2 separate regions of the Homo sapiens genome follow, and region 1 is linked to region 2. Evidence: chromatin loops called from intact Hi-C (ENCODE). Cell type or tissue: K562. All regions are shown on one strand. Links, peaks and the distances in the headings refer to the core of each region. The heading gives the core; the rest is flanking DNA.

Region 1 (7,873 bases), core at 1,628-5,627, 140 kb before region 2:
ACATTTTATGTATGTATTAAAATATCACATGTGCCAGGCATGGTGGCTCATGCCTGTAATCCCAGCACTTTGGGAAGCCAAGGTGGGTGGATCACAAGGTCAGGAATTCGAGACAAGCCTGGCCAACATGGTGAAACCTCGTCTCTACTAAAAATACAAAAATTATCTGGGCATGGTGGCAGGCACCTGTAATCCCAGCTATTCGGGAGGCTGAAGCAGGAGAATCACTTGGACCCGGGAGGTGGAGGTTGCAGTGAGCTAAGATCTGGCCACTGCATTCCAGCCTGGGTGACAGAGTGAAACTCTGTCTCAAAAAAATAAATAAATAAAATGTCACATGTATCCCATAAATATGTACGATTATTATATACCAATAGAAAAATTTTAAAAAAATTTAAAGATCTACATGAATGTTTATAGCAATTTTATTTGTAATAGCCAAGAACTGGAAATGCCCAAATGACAAGACAAACTGTGGTCTATCCATACAGTGGAGTACTATACAGCAATAAAAAGAAATGAACTATTGATAAACACATGAATAAACTTTCAAATAATTTTGCTCAGTGAAAAAAGTCAGACCAAAAAAAGAAGTTGTATTGTATGACTTTGTACTATACAATTCTAGAAAATGCAAACTAATAATGACAGAAGGCAAATTAATGGTTGCTTGGCGGGGAGTGAGGGTAGGGAAAGATGAGAGGAAAACATTAGAAAGGGGCATGAGAAACTTTTGGAGGCGAAGGATTTACTCATTATCTTGGTTGTAGTAATCGTTTCATAAGCACATTCACATATCAAAATCTATCAAAATGTACAATTTAAATATGTGCAGCTGATTTTATGTTGATGCCTCAATAAAGCTGCTTTTAAAAATCTCAATGCACTAAAAAGAAACTAAACATAGCTGAAGAAAGAATTAAAAAACTGGATCTGAAGATATTATCCACATGTATTAGAGAGAGCTAGAAAGAGGGATGTGTTATAAAGAGACTAAGACTAGAGTATGAAAGTCAGCAAACAGTTGCAGAAGGAAATAATAATGAGAATGGAAAAGAACAGTATTTCTCAGATCCAGGGAACCCAGTGAATCTCAAGCAGGATATATTAAAGAAACTTTTCACCTAGAGACATCATAGTGAAACTGCAGGATATTCACATAAACGAGAGAGAGAGAGAGAGAGGAGACTCGTAAAAGCTTCCAGGGAGAAAAGACAAATCACCTACAAGAAAATGGGCAATTAGGCATATAGTTCACTTTTTAAGAACAATTAAGAGAATACTATGTTATAATTTCTTTGATGTGTTGAGAGAAAATGGCTATCAACCCAGAATTTCACACCCAGTGAGGTTATATTTCAAGAAAAACAAATTATATAAAGAATATTTTCAGCCCAACACAGTGGCTCATGCTTGTAATCCCAGCACTTTGGGAGGCCGAGGCACGTGGATCACCTGAGGTACGGAGTTCGAGACCCCATCTAGTCAAAATGCAAAATTAGCCGGGCATGGTGGCGCATGCCTGTAATCCCAGCTACTCGGGAGGCTGAGGCAGGAGAAGCACTTGAACCTGGGAGATGGAGGTTGTGGTGAGCCAAGATCGCACCATTGCACTCCAGCCTGGGCAACAAGAGCGAAACTCTGTCTCAAAAAAAAAAAAAAAAAAAAAAAAAAACCACAGAATATTTTCAGGCAAACAAAACAGAGAAAAACAATGAAAACATCTGCCTCCCCAATAACTTGAAAATTTACCATCCAAAGAGATTCATTAAAGGAAATCCTAAAGGATATACTTTAAGAGAATAAAAACTGAAAAGCCCAAGATGCAAAAAAGAGTGGTGAGTGGATGGATGCGGTGGCTCATGCCTGTAATCCAGTGCTTTGGGAGGCCAAAGGCTGGAGAATCACTTGAGACCAGAAGTTTGAGACCAGCCAGGTGAACATAGTGAGACCTCATCTCTTAAAAAAAAAAAAAAAAAAAAAAAAAGATGCAGTGGCATGCGCCTGTAGTCCCAGTTACTTGGGTGGCTGAGGTGGGAGGATCACTTGAGGCCAGGAGGTCAAGGCTGCAGTGAGCCTGTGTGCGCCACTGAACTCCAGCCTGGATAACACAGTGAGACCCTGTCTCAAAAAAATAAATAAATAAAAAGGAGCAGTGAATATGGAATATGAGGGCATATCTCAGCAAACATTGACTATGGAACAACAAACTATAACAATGTTCAACTTTTGGAGGGAAAAAAGAGAATTAACATACTGGGCTTATACTAGAATTAAAGTTGTCCAAAGTTCTTGATTATTTAGGAGTGAGGTAAAGATATCAACTTCAGACTTCACCTTAGGTCAGAATGCTAAACAAGCTAGTGTAACCCCTGAAATAAGAAACACAATGCATATACTTTCCAAACAAGTTAAGGGAAATGAAATTGGAAAAAAAAATCAATTCACGAGAATGCAAAGCAAGAAAGAGAGAAAAAAGCAACAGATACTAACAGGGTCTAGAGCACTTAGATCAGTGCCTGGCATGTTATCATTATAATAATAGTTATTACATTAAAAAATAAAAATATATTACACATATAATAATTTATTATTATTGCTGTTATTTCTTTTTTGATAAATCTCTCTCTGTGGCATTCAAGACAGGGACCCTTTAATAGGCAAGTCCTACTTGTTCTGATAGCTCCTGATGTTAACGAGTTGATGATACTAATTCAAAGACAAGAAGGAATGTGGAGGAACTGAAGAGCTCTATTACTCACAAAGTGTAACCTGAGGCTAGTCATTTCATTATTTGGCCCCAGTTTCCTTGTCAAATGAGAGGGTTGGAGAAGTTCAAATTGGATGATACTGTATTTTTAAATCCTCATGAACCCAGAGAAAGAGGAAATTTGACTCAAGCCAAAAAAAAAAAAAAAAGAAAGAAAAAGGTCAGAAATGGTTTATTTGAGTGAGCAGCCCTCACAACATCATAAGCACTCACAAGTTCAGAAGTTCAGTGCTCACCAAATAGGAAGCAGGGGCTCTTCTCTCTCATACCAGAACCTGACTGGTTTGGAGGCTGGCTGAGCAGGGACAAAGCAAACCCCCATTCAGAGGAGCCTTGCTTGGGAAGGCACCCTTCCAGCCAGTCAGAAGGAATTCCAGAGGCTCTCCGAGGAGCCTGCAGGCTGAGAGCTCTGCATGGAAGCACTGGGTCTGGGCTGCTAGATGGGTGCGAAGCTGCCAACCTTTCTCCTAATTATACGAAGACTTTTCGAATGTACCCCCACTTCACTGCCCCCCGCCCACCCACCACTGAAAGTCTTCAATGTTGAACTTCTTGACTCCTCACACCAATCATCCTTCTAATTCACAGATGAGATAGCCTGCTCTTTATGCATTTTACACACATTGTGATATGATAATGCCCTCCAGATCTACGTGTTGCAGAGAGAACTGGGTATGGAAGATAACTGGCTTGGTTTCCAAAGATAAATCTGGTCTTGTGTGGTGGCTGCTGAGGGAGGAGGGCAGAGAGCTGGGTTTATCCAAGCCTCTGGGAAAGTTCCCTTGAATGTGGGTGTGGTGGGATTCCTTCTGCTGTTCTCAAGTATGGTTTATCTAATCTGCCTTGAAACTACTCTGCTGACTAACTGCTTTATCACTGAGAAATCCGCTGGATCTCCTCCTCCACAGCTTTTGAAGATGGAGTCTGCCCTGTCTGAAAGTAATGTCATAAGCAAAAGATATAATACACAAAGATGTTCATCAAGTGAAACCTTGGTAATATCTGCTCAGCAAAGACATGGGCACATCCGTATGTCATAATGCTAGCGATTTGATATGTGGCAAAGCAAGTTCCCGAGTGGTAAAAATCAATGATAACAATAATAATGTTAGCATACATAGGAAAAAAATCAGAAGAACATACAAGTACACCAAAATGTTAACATTGATTACATGGGGATGGGCTGAAGTGGGATGGAACTTGGGGAGATTATGATATATGTGTTATGTACTCTGCAATGTTTGAATTTTATATAACTTTGCATTACTTTTGGATCAGAAGGAAAGAAAGAAGAAAGGAAAAGGAAGGAAGGGAGGGAGGGAGGGTGGGAGGGGAAAGAAAGAAAAGAAGGAAAGAAAGGAAAAGAAAGAAAGAAAAAGAAGGAAAGAAAGAAAGAGAAAGAAGAAAAGAAAAGGAAGGAAGGGAAAGAAAGGGAGAGGAAAGGAAAGGAAAAGGAGAAAGAGAAAGAAAGAAAAGAAAGGCAGTGTCAGAAACATTTCTCCATTCCTAGCCTCACTGATGCTTGCTGTGCCCTCTCACTAGCCAAGGTGAAGATTTGGTGCTGATTCGAATTCATGGTCAAATGTTTTCTTGAACCGGGTGCAGTGGCTCACCTGTAATCCCAGCACTTTGGGAGGCTGAGGCAGGTGGATCACCTGAGATCAGGAATTCAAGACCAGCCTGGCCAACATGGTGAAATCCCGTCTCCACTAAAAATACAAAAATTAGTCAGGCATGGTGGTGGGTGCCTGTAGCCTGTAGTCCCAGCTACTCAGGAGGCTGAGGCAGGAGAATTGCTTGAACCCAGGAGGTGGGGTTTGCAGTGAGCAGAGATGCGCCACTGCACTCCAGCCTGGGAGACAGAGCAAGACTCCATCTCAAAATAAAAATAAAAATAAATACAAATACAAATACAAAAATTAGCCAGGCATGGTGGTGGGTGCCTGTAGCCCCAGCTACTCAGGAAGCTGAGGCAGGAGAATTGCTTGAGCCCGGGAGGTGGAGGCTGCAGTGACCCAAGATCTTGCCACTGCACTCCAGCCTGGGTAACACAGCAAGACTCCATTTCAAAAGCAAAAAAAAAAAAAAAGTTTCCTTGAGACCCAGAGACACTTTGTTTCCATAACTGCAGGTCTTACTCCACAGTGCTCAATAGCAGCTTCTTGCCTTCATTCATTTGCAATGACTGTTTCCAACCAGGCATGTACCTGTAGATATTTATATATTAAAATACTTGAGGTAGCTTGGTGTCATATTTGACCACTGAATTTGAGATTTATTTATGTACCATTTTCAGTTAAACTAATAAAGGAGTCATACTGTTTTTGAAATTTTAAAGTTTCATTTTTTAAAAAGTATTCAATATGTGAGGATATTTATTCAAATAGGAAGAATGGAGAATTTCAAGATGATGAGATTAAAATCTGATGTAAATTACCCATTCAAAACTTTAAGATTCCTATGGGTTGTCTTTAAATTTAAACATATCTACACATGTACAACTGGAAATCTTGGCCCCAAACACTGGCTCTGTTTCCTGGATGTTTCCAGGGAATGTATGTCCTTTGACTTTATTTCTAGGGACTCAGCCTAACAAAACTTGGCATATTTTCATAGGCTTTTTGGTTTGCAATTTATTTCATTCATTTACTTATTTAACAAACATCTGTTATCATCATTAGTATTAAAAATAGTAGTTTACAATTTAATAGGTGTTTATTACTTGCTGATAGCTAATATTGGTTAACATTTAATATCCATTTATTACCTGCTGTTATTTAGTTAAATGGCTTATTTTAACCTGGCATTGGGGAAGACACAAAGATGACCTAGACCTGATGGTATGTAAATAATCCAAACATGGCTCTGTGCTCAAAAGTGGGTGGTGGTGCTGATGTCAGATACCAGGCTATGCAATTCCTCAGCTGAATAAATGACTTCCTATCAAGGAAACTGAGGAAACTTCCTGGGGGGTTGGCAGTATCTTTGAGTCTTTAAGTGAAGGATTTGGTCATCTGGAGAAGAAGGAGAAGGAGCATTCTAAATAAAGGCAGGAAGTCAGAAGTGGGAATGTTCAGAGCATGTGAAGCGTCCTGGGTTGTGTAGGGGCCAGAGCATGTGGTACAAGAAGGGAAGACACAGGAAAGAAGGCTAGAAGAGCAGATGCCAGGAAAGTTCCAGTTATAAAGGGCAGCGAATAATTTATCCCAACACATTCATTTGACAGATGAAGGCACTAAGGCTCACAGAGACAGGGGTCCTCTCAGTTATTCAGTGGTGGGGAAGGAATTGGACCTCAAGCTCTCCTGGCTCCCAGCTTGAGCTTTCAGTTAGGTTGAGACAGACCAAGGAGTATCTTGAATGCCAGGCTAGAGTTAAGCGATTGTCTCATCGCAGAGGGAAGCCACTAAAAGTTTTGAGCAGGATGTGAGTGGCAAAGGTGAGGCAGAAGCTAATTTCGAGGTTTCTAGGCCAAGTGATTGGGAAGCTGGAAATTACATTTTGGTAACTGTAATTTCATATTACATGGCTTGTGTAAACAGAGTCTGTTCTAGAAAAAATATTTGTTTAATTAAAGACAATCAATTGTTACAAAGTAACTATTTGATTGGAAAGTAACCTCTTAAAACAAAAGTCATGTCTTTAGACACAGATTATAGTTTTAAAAAGCACACTAGGGTTAGAGAAAGTAGGTACATTCTGTTATAGGTGATTTGCCTCCTTTTTTTTTTTTTTTTTTTTTTTTTTTTTTGAGACAGGGTCTCCCTCTGTCGCCCAAACTTCAGTGCAGTGGTGCGATCTCGGCTCACTGCAGCCTCCGCCTCCTGGGTTCGAACGATTATTCTGCCTCAGCCTCCTGAATAGCTGGGACTACAGGCGACTGCCACGATGCCCAGCTAATTTTTGAATTTTTAGTAGAGACGGGGTTTCACCATGTTGGCCAGGCTGGTCTCGAACTCCTGACCTCAAGGGATCCGCCTGCCTCGGCCTCCTGAAGTGTTGGGATTACAAGCGTGAGCCACCGCACCCGGCCTGCCTCCTCTGAATCTTTGTCTGCCCTTAGGAAATAAAATTTCTATTGAGTCCATGCCCCTACAAACTTTGTATTCTCTTTACATTTGAAAACAAAAAAAAAGAAATAAAATATTCACTATTTTTTTTGCTGGGGGGTGGGGGACAGAGTCTCACTCTGTCACCTAGGCTGGAGTGCAGTGGCGTGATCTCGGCTTACTCCAACCTCTGCCTCCTGGATTCGAGTTATTCTCCCGCCTCAGCCTCCCGAGTAGCTGGGATTACAGGCACCCACCACCGCGCCCGGCTAATTTTTGTATTTTTAGTAGAGACGGGGTTTCACCATGTTGGCCAGTCTGGTCTCAAACTCCTGGCCTCAGGTGATCCGCCCGCCTGGGCCTCCCAAAGTGCTGGGATTACAGGCGTGAGCAATCGCACCCGGCCCACTTCTTTTGAGTGCTTTGCTAGCAGCTTATTGTAGTTGCATTTGTTTTATTTTTAGTTTTATTTTCTTTAGAAGCAGCATCTCCCAGTACTGCATAGTTAGCAACAAGGATCAGCGAAAGAGGTTACCTTTGGCCACAGACACACAAAGTGTCCCAATCAGCAGCATGAGTCCCACTGCCCTCATGTGTAGAATTATAGGACCTATCACACAATCACGTGGACTCTCAAGGGGTCCAGAGAGAGTCTGGGTTCCAATCCCAGCTCTGCCACTCTCGAGTTCGGAGATCTTGGGCATATTTTGCTGTGGCTCAGAAACTGATCCTCATCTACAAAATGGAGCTAATGATAACTCATCTTGGGTTTGTGCTGGCTGTGAGACTGCTAGACAATGCGCCAACCGAGGTGACCACATTGCTAGGTATGAAGCAGTAGGCATGTTGGACAACACTGAGCTGTATGAATTGGCTCACCAACACCTCAGGAACAGACAAGCTGCTCAGAGAACAGCAGCATTTCTGAGTGGTGCTGTTGGTTTCCTAGTAACAAGCGCCTTTATTTCAGATGAGCTCTACAATTGTATATAACAAAACCACTTCACGGTTTATCTCCAGACAGTCATTTGTTTCGGAATATTACAAAGAACTT
Region 2 (7,873 bases), core at 1,767-5,766:
TTTAAAATGCTAGTCCAGTGAACACAAAAAAGCAAAACAGCCTTATTGCTGGTATAGAGAAAGTTTTAGTGGTCTGGATAGGTTAAACCAGCTACAACATTCCCTTAAGCCTAATCCAGAGCAAGGTTCTAACTCTCCTCAATTCTGTGAAGACTGAGAGAGGTGAGGAAGCTGCAGAAGAATAGGTAGAAGATAGCAAAGTTTGGTTCATGAGATTCAAGGAAAGAAGCCATCTCCACAACATAAAAGTGCAAGGTGAAGCCACAAGTGCTGATGTAGAAGGTACAGCAAGTTATCCAACAGATCTAGCTAGGAGCACTGATTAAGATAGCTACACTAAACAAATTTTCAATGTAGACAAATCAGCCTTATATTGGAGGAAGATGCCATCTAGGGATTTCATAGCTATAGAGGAGAAGTAAATATGTGGCATCAAAGCTTCAAAGGACAGGATGACTCTCTTGTTAGGGGCTAACGTAGCTGGTAACTTTAAGTTGAAGCCAATGCTTATTTATTATTCTGAAAATCCTAGGGCCCCTAAGAATTATGCTAAATCTACTCTGCTTGTGTTCCATAAATGGAACAGCAAAGCCTAAACGACTGCACATCTGTTTACAGCATGGCTTACTGAATATTTTAAGCCAACTGTTGAAACCTACTGCTCAAAAAAAAAAAAAAGATTCCTTTCCAAATATTACTGATTATTAACAATGTACCTAGCCACCCAAGAACTCTGATGCAAATGTACAAGATTAGTGTTGTTTTCATGCCTGCTAACACAATATCCATTCTGCAGCCCATGGGTCAAGGAGTAATTTCAACTTTCAAGTCTTAAGACATACATTTCCTAAAGGTATAGTTGCCATAGAGTGATTCCTCTGATGGATTTGGGCAAAGTAAATAGAAATCCTTCACGAAAGGATTCACCATTCTAGATGTCATTAAGAACATTTGGGAGTGGGCACAGTGGCTCATGCCTGTAATCCCAACACTTTGGGAAGCCAAGGTGCGTGGATTACTTGGGGCCAGGAGTTCGAGACCAGCCTGGCCAACATGGCAAAACCCCCATCTCTACTAAAAATACAAAAATAAGCCGGGTGTGGTGGCGCATGCCTGTGGTCCCAGCTACTTGGGAGGCTGAGGCATGAGAATCGCTTGAGCCTGGGAGGTAGAGGTTGCAGTGAGCTGAGATTTCGCCACTGAACTGAGGAGGCAGAGGTTGTAGTGAGCCAAGATCGCGCCACTGCACTCCAGCCTGGGTGACAGAGTGAGACTCTGTCTGAAAAAAAGAAAAAAGGAAAAAAAAAAAAAGAACATTTGGGATTCATGGGAGGAGGCCAAAATATCAACATTAACAAGTGCTTGGAAGAAGTTGATTGTAACCCTAATGGATGACTTTGAGGGGTTCAAGACTTCCGTAGAGGTAGTCACTATGGATATGGTGGAAATAGCAAGATAAGAATTAGAAGTGGAGCTTGAAGATGTGACTGAATTGCATCAATCTCATAATCCAACTTGAACGGATATACAGCTGCTTCTTATGGATAGGCAAAGAAACTGGTTTCTTGAGATGGAATCTACTCCTGATGAAGGTGCTGTCAACATCGTTGAAATGGTAACACAAGATTTAGAATATTCCATAAACTTAGCTGATAAGCAGCAATGAAGTTTGAGAGGACTGACTTCAATTTTTTTTTTTTTTTGAGACACGGTCTTGCTCTGTTGCCAAGGCTGGAGTGCAGTGGTGTGATCTAACTCACTGCAACCATGAACTCCTATGCTCAAGTGATCTTCTAGTCTCAGCATCCCAAGTAGCTACAAGGACTACAGTTGTGTGCCACCACACCCAGCTAATTTTTTATTTTTTAAATACTTTGTAGAGATGGGTCCCTCTATGTTGCCCAGGCTGGTCTCAAATGTCTTGTTTAAGTGATCCTCCTGCCTTGCCCCGCAACAATGCTGGGATTACAGGCATAAGTCACTGCTCCTGGCCGGACTCCAATTTTGAAAGATGTTCTGCTGTGGGTAAAATGCTATCAAACAGCATCTAATGCTACAGAGAAATCTTTAGTGAAAGGAAGTCGATCAGTGCAGCAAACCTGGGGTTGTCTTATTTCAACAAATTACCACAGCCATCCCAACCTATAGACACCACCACCCTGATCAGTTAGCAGCCATCCACATCAAAACAGGACCCTTCACCAGCAAAAAGATTAATACTTGCTGAAGGCTCAGATGATCAGTAGCATCTTTAAGCAATAAAATATTTTAAAATTAAGGTATGTACATTATTTTTTAAAGATATAACGCTACTGCACATTTAAAAGACTACAGTATAGTGGAAACATAACTTTTGCATACACTGGGAAACAAAATCCATGATTGCTTTATTGCTTTAGTATAGTGGTGGTCTGGAACCAAACCTGCAATATCTCCAAGATATGCCTGTACTTACTGGCTTTCACAATAATGTAAGAAAGACCAAATTAGGTCAAATTCAATATTCTGTTTCCAAATGGTGTGTAAGGTCATGGCATCCTCAGTGATGCCAAGTTCAAATTGTTCAGGACATGCTCTAAAACATGCCTGGTTTTTCTTCATAATTTAAAAGCTTTGATCTACATTTTATCAGCCTTCACTTTTACAGACTAAAGAGATCAAATTATTAAAGTCAGTAACTTTATTCAAAATTATTGAGACAGACCTTTCTACAAGGTAGTATAAGTTTCTCTAGTCTTAAGCAGATAATTTTAATTTTCATCATTTTAATAAATATTTCCTTATGTAGAAAACTTTCTCTATAGTAGCAATGACTAATGACACAATTGGCTTAGAACTGTAAATCATTAGAACCAAAGGGAACTCGGAAGTTGAATGCAACTTTTTCCTTTTACAAATGAGGAAACTGAGACTTAGTGTTGAGAAGCAGGTTTCCTACAGTAAAACAACCAAAAACGTGAGCTAAATCCAACAAAACAGCGCTCTTCAAACTGCAGATCAGGACCAATCAATTAAGTAGGTTGCTGCCAGCATTTTAAAAAAGCAACAGAGTAGAAAATATCAGAGGCATTTCATGTAGTAAGAATAATATTGTTTCACAGAAGTTTTGCTTTAGTTTTAGTTATATGCATATATGAGATAATGTAAAATGCACTTATTATAGTGGTCGAAAGTTTGGAAGTCATTTCAATAAGATATCTAATCTTTTGGGTGGATTTAACAATTTATTCTTAGTCTCGTTCTGTTGCCCAGGCTGGAGCGCAATGGTGTGATCTCGGCTCACTGCAACCTCTGCCTCCCAGGTTCAAGCGGTTCTTCTTACTCAGCCTCCCAAGTAGCTGGGGCTACAGGCATGTTCCAGCACTCCTGGCTAATTTTTATATTTTTAGTAGAGATAGGGTTTTGTCATGTTGGCCAGGCTGATCTTGAACTCCTGACCTCAGGTGATCCACCAGTCTCGGCCTCCCAAATGCTGGGATTACGGGCGTGAGTCACCACACCTGGCCATAAAAATTTATTATTATTTTAAAATTATGATTATTAAAATTACTATTATGATGCAATTTATTCTTTATCATGACTCATTGTAAGCTAATAAAAATATCTCTGCATTAAATACTACATGCCACCATTTAAAAGAAGCAATTTTTTCCTCCCTAAAGGAAGACTGACTCAGGATATTGTATCCCATGCCATATGTAAACAGACATTCTTTAAAATATCACATTTCTGTAGAGCTTAAATGTGCAATAGCTAGACAAGCTTTTAAAAATACAAAATTCTAGAATTCTGATCCTTGGCACAGGTAAAAAGATGTCTGAAAAAACAGTGACCTCTAGTGGATTCATTAAATAGCATGGACATAATCCCTGCCCCTAAGAATTTGGAAATTAAGGTAACACAAATGCATCCAGATATAAAAGATACTGATATGGTTATACACTGACAAGTGTTATATATAATTAAGGGCTACAGTTATGCTATACAATGAGGCAGATGCATATATATAGATTATTCACTGTTTCCTTCTAATCAAGTGGAATATAATAAATAGAATCCTGGTCTCATACGGATCACTAGTTTAAGAAATACACTTAATGAAGGGGTTGGATTAAATCTCTCTAAGGACCCTTTTAGCTCTTTTAATTATGATTCTTCTTTAATTCATTTTGTACACCAATATCAGAATAAATTCTGCTCAAAAACATTTGATGGCTCCCCAATACTTGAGGGTTTACCACACTCAGCCTGGCCCTTTGTTATTTACCTATTGTTATCTTCTCGTTTCCCAAATTTCAAGTGGGCCAATGTTCAATATCCCAACCCATTCCCACAAGTTTATTTTCTCACTTTTGCTCACAGTTTCTCATTATGCAATGTCCTAACCTTGCTAATTTATAGGACAGGTCCCCATTAAAGTCAACACAAACTTGTTTAATTCATGTTCTGGCATCCAGTGATTGTTAAATTCACAGGTTGGGTTTTATACTTGTATATGTGTATGTGTATGTGTATGTGTATGTGTATGTGTATGTGTATGTATATGTATATGTGTATGTGTATGTGTATGTGTATGTGTATGTGTGTAGCCTGCCAGGTACTAAGCACTTACTGCACAATTTAAATGTAAATTAAGTTGATTCATTTAGATTAGAGAAACAAAGTCCATTTTTTTTTTTTTGAGATGGAGTCTTGCTCTGTCACCAGGCTGGAGTGCAGTGGCACGATCTCAGCTCACTGCAACCTCCGCCTCCCAGGTTCAAGCAATTCTCCTACCTCAGCCTCCTGAGTAGCTGAGACTACAGGCATGTGTCACCACGTCCAGCTAATTTTTGTATTTTTAGTAGAGACAGGGTTTCACCATGTTGGCCAGGATGGTCTCGATCTCTTGACCTTGTGATCTGCCCCCCTCGGCCTCCCAAAGTGCTGGGATTACAGGTGTAAGCCACCACGCCCGGCACAAAGGACATTTTCATCTTTCTTTTTTAGTGAGGTAGTGAAGGGTATATAGCTAAGGTAGAATTTCAAGAACTGCAAATATAAAGTAAAAGGGCTTCAAGTTTTGGGAAACAGTGAGCATTCTGAATAGAGGATGGTGAGATTTTAGGAAAAGGTTACAGGAAGACCTGTTTTACTTCATTTTATTTATTTATTTAATTTTTGAGACAGAATCTCACTCTGTGGCCCAGGCTAGAGTTCAGCAGCACGATCTTGGCTCACTGCAACCTCCGCCTCCCAGGTTCAAGTGATTCTCCTGCCTCAGCCTCCTGAGTAGCTGGGATTACAGGTGCCCGCCACCATACCCAATTAATTTTTGTATTTTTAGTAGAGACAGGGTATCACCATATTGGCTAAGCTGGTCTCAAATTCCTAAACTCAAGTGATCCACCCACCTTGGCTTCTCAAAGTGTTGGGATTATAGGCATGAGCCACTACACCAGGCTGGAAGATTTGTTTTAAATTAGCTAAAGGAAGGACCAATACCTATGCTTGAAGAAAACAGAGATGGCAGGAAAGGTAATTTGGTAAATGGTTTTGAAGCAGTTGAGGTAGATATGAGGGTGGCACAAAGGGTTAAATTTAAGATGTAGAGAAAATATCTTTGGAAGCAAAGTTAAGGATAACTTGAGGAAACACTGGTTTCAGTGGGGAATAAAACATGTTGCTCTCAGAGGACTGGGGAAGTACTGGGCAGCTCTAGTGACAGAAATATTAAGAAAGGAGAAAAAGGATAAGTAAAAAAGTACTCTTAGCTTCCCAGTCATGTCGAACAATGCCAGAGTCTTTTATTTTCCCAACAAGGAAGCTGGCAGACTGGTGGTGAAATGATGAACAATTTAGTCTTAATTATGTTTAACTCAATTATCAAGGGCCACACAGTGTTAAGTTTTCCATATCCTAAACCACACAGGATTGGATCGGCAGGCAGAGGTGTCTGCCATCACAGGTGCTGTTGTCAGCATAATTGATGTTATTTGAATTGAGAGTGGTGTTACATCGCCTTACGCATCAGAAAAGACTTCAAGGTTTGCTTTTTTTTTTTTGAGCCAGAGCTTTTTAGCTAACCTGCATCTCATTATGTTTAGGTCATTAGTTTATTTAGCATAGGTCCTACCTTACCACAAGTAACACTGCCTTGTGTTGCTATAATACACTCTTTCAAACATGAATTTATTTTGGGCATTATCTCATTAAGCATTTCATTGGAATTTCTAGGCAATACAGTTTAATTACCATAAGGATAACTTGTTACCTTTATATTATCATGCCATTTCACCCTCAATAATAAAATTTTCTTGACTTTAGCATCTAGTAAAACATTGCCAGTATTTAAATCATTTCCCAAGAGGCTAAACTCCAGCATTGCCCATAAACTCTTTTTACAAAAAAAAAAATTACTTTTTAATTGTGTCTTTAAATTGATAAAATAGTGTACTGATTTTTATAAAGATTAAATGAACCTGAACTTTCTAACCTTTCTCATAGCAGAGTTCACCTGGATCCTAAGACCCAGTAACTTCTGAAAAAATTTAACATTCTTCCTCCAGGATTATTATATTAACAGGATTCACAGACATAACTAGCATCACAGGACACTGGAGTTAAAGTTCTGATTTTGCAATTAAAGCTAAAACAACAAACAAATAACATTTGTATGTATGCATTTTCTGATTTTAAGTGTAAAATCCTTAATAGCTATGCTTAAAATATAACCATTTCCCCATAAAGTATATAAAATGGTAACTTTTTACAGAAAACTAGACTTACTCTCAGCTAATCTCAAAAAGCAGAAACAAATTATTAGAATATATGAACAAATGTATATACACAATGACTTAAATTACCTCTCTTCTTCTCGAACCCATACTGGAGTTTTGGGAATTTGTGCTTCAAAAAACTTAGATGCTTGATAACAAAAATTGCTGCAAAAAGACTGAAAAGAACATTATAAATCTAGTTTTTTTCTTATCATGAAACATTACCTACATACAGTTGAGAGTATAAAACATAAATGTATCGTTCAAAGAATAAAATGGAAACCTACAGATCTACCACCCAAGGTAAGAAATAAGATACTGAACCTTTGAAGGCCTCTATGTGCCCCTTCCCAACTGCATCACCCTCCGCATTCCCCAGAAGTAACCACTACCATAAATTTGGTGTTAATCATTCCCTCATTTCCTTTCAGTTTTAGCACCTGTGTACATATCCCTATTAAAAAATATTCAGTTTTGCCTATTTTTAAACATTTTTTTGAATGGAATAATATTGTTATACATTCTTATCTTACTTCATTCACTTATTAAATTTTATTTTTTTTAGGGACAGGGTCTCACTCACTGTAGCCTCAAACTCCTGGGCTCAAGTAATCCTCTGGTTTCAGCCTCCTGAGTAGCTTGGACTACAGGCGTGCCACCACACCTGGCTATTTTATTTTTTTGTAGAGATGGGGTCTCTATTTGTTGCCCAGGCTGGTCTCTATCTTCTCTCCCTGGCCTCCCAAAGTGCTGGAATTATAGGTGTGAGCCACCGTACCTAGCCACTTCTTTTGTTTAAAATTATGTTTTTAAGATTCATTCAAGTAGTTGTAGCTTATTAATTTTCACTGTGTACTACATTCCATTGTTAGAGTATTACACTTTACCATTTATAGACAATTGAGTTGTTTCTAATTTTTTTGCTATCACTACAATGTTACTATAAACTTTTTTTTACAATTAAAAAATGTTCACAATTGTGGTAAAATATACATAATCTAAAATTTATCATCATAAGCATTTTTAAGTATATAGCACAGTGGTATTAAGTACCTTCACACTGTTGTGCAACTATTACCACCATTCATCTTTAGAACTCTTTTTATCTTACAGAA

Evidence for each region. A loop is a pair of places that touch in the nucleus more often than their neighbours do. Peaks named below come from ENCODE experiments on the same cell type or tissue, not always from the same donor. Only the 100,000 strongest peaks of a DNase experiment are listed, where the experiment ranks them.
Region 1: a loop joins it to region 2, with 2.4 times the contacts of the local background. A loop is called at or near these places in 1 of 110 quality-filtered maps.

Annotation. Positions count from the first base shown.
Region 1 is chr1:92,442,388-92,450,260 of GRCh38, reverse strand. No RefSeq gene overlaps it. Among named protein-coding and RNA genes, the nearest start is that of GFI1, 41 kb to the left of the region's middle. In K562, for the core only: no CTCF peak of the experiment used is centred there; DNase peaks (open chromatin) are centred at 3,150 and 3,530.
Region 2 is chr1:92,306,249-92,314,121 of GRCh38, reverse strand. It overlaps RPAP2 (RNA polymerase II associated protein 2), which reads right to left. Exons shown (of 13, transcript NM_024813.3): 6 at 6,846-6,934. It also overlaps a transcript of GLMN not described here. Among named protein-coding and RNA genes, the nearest start is that of RPAP2, 11 kb to the right of the region's middle. In K562, for the core only: a CTCF peak has its summit at 3,835 (motif pointing left); a DNase peak (open chromatin) is centred at 3,861.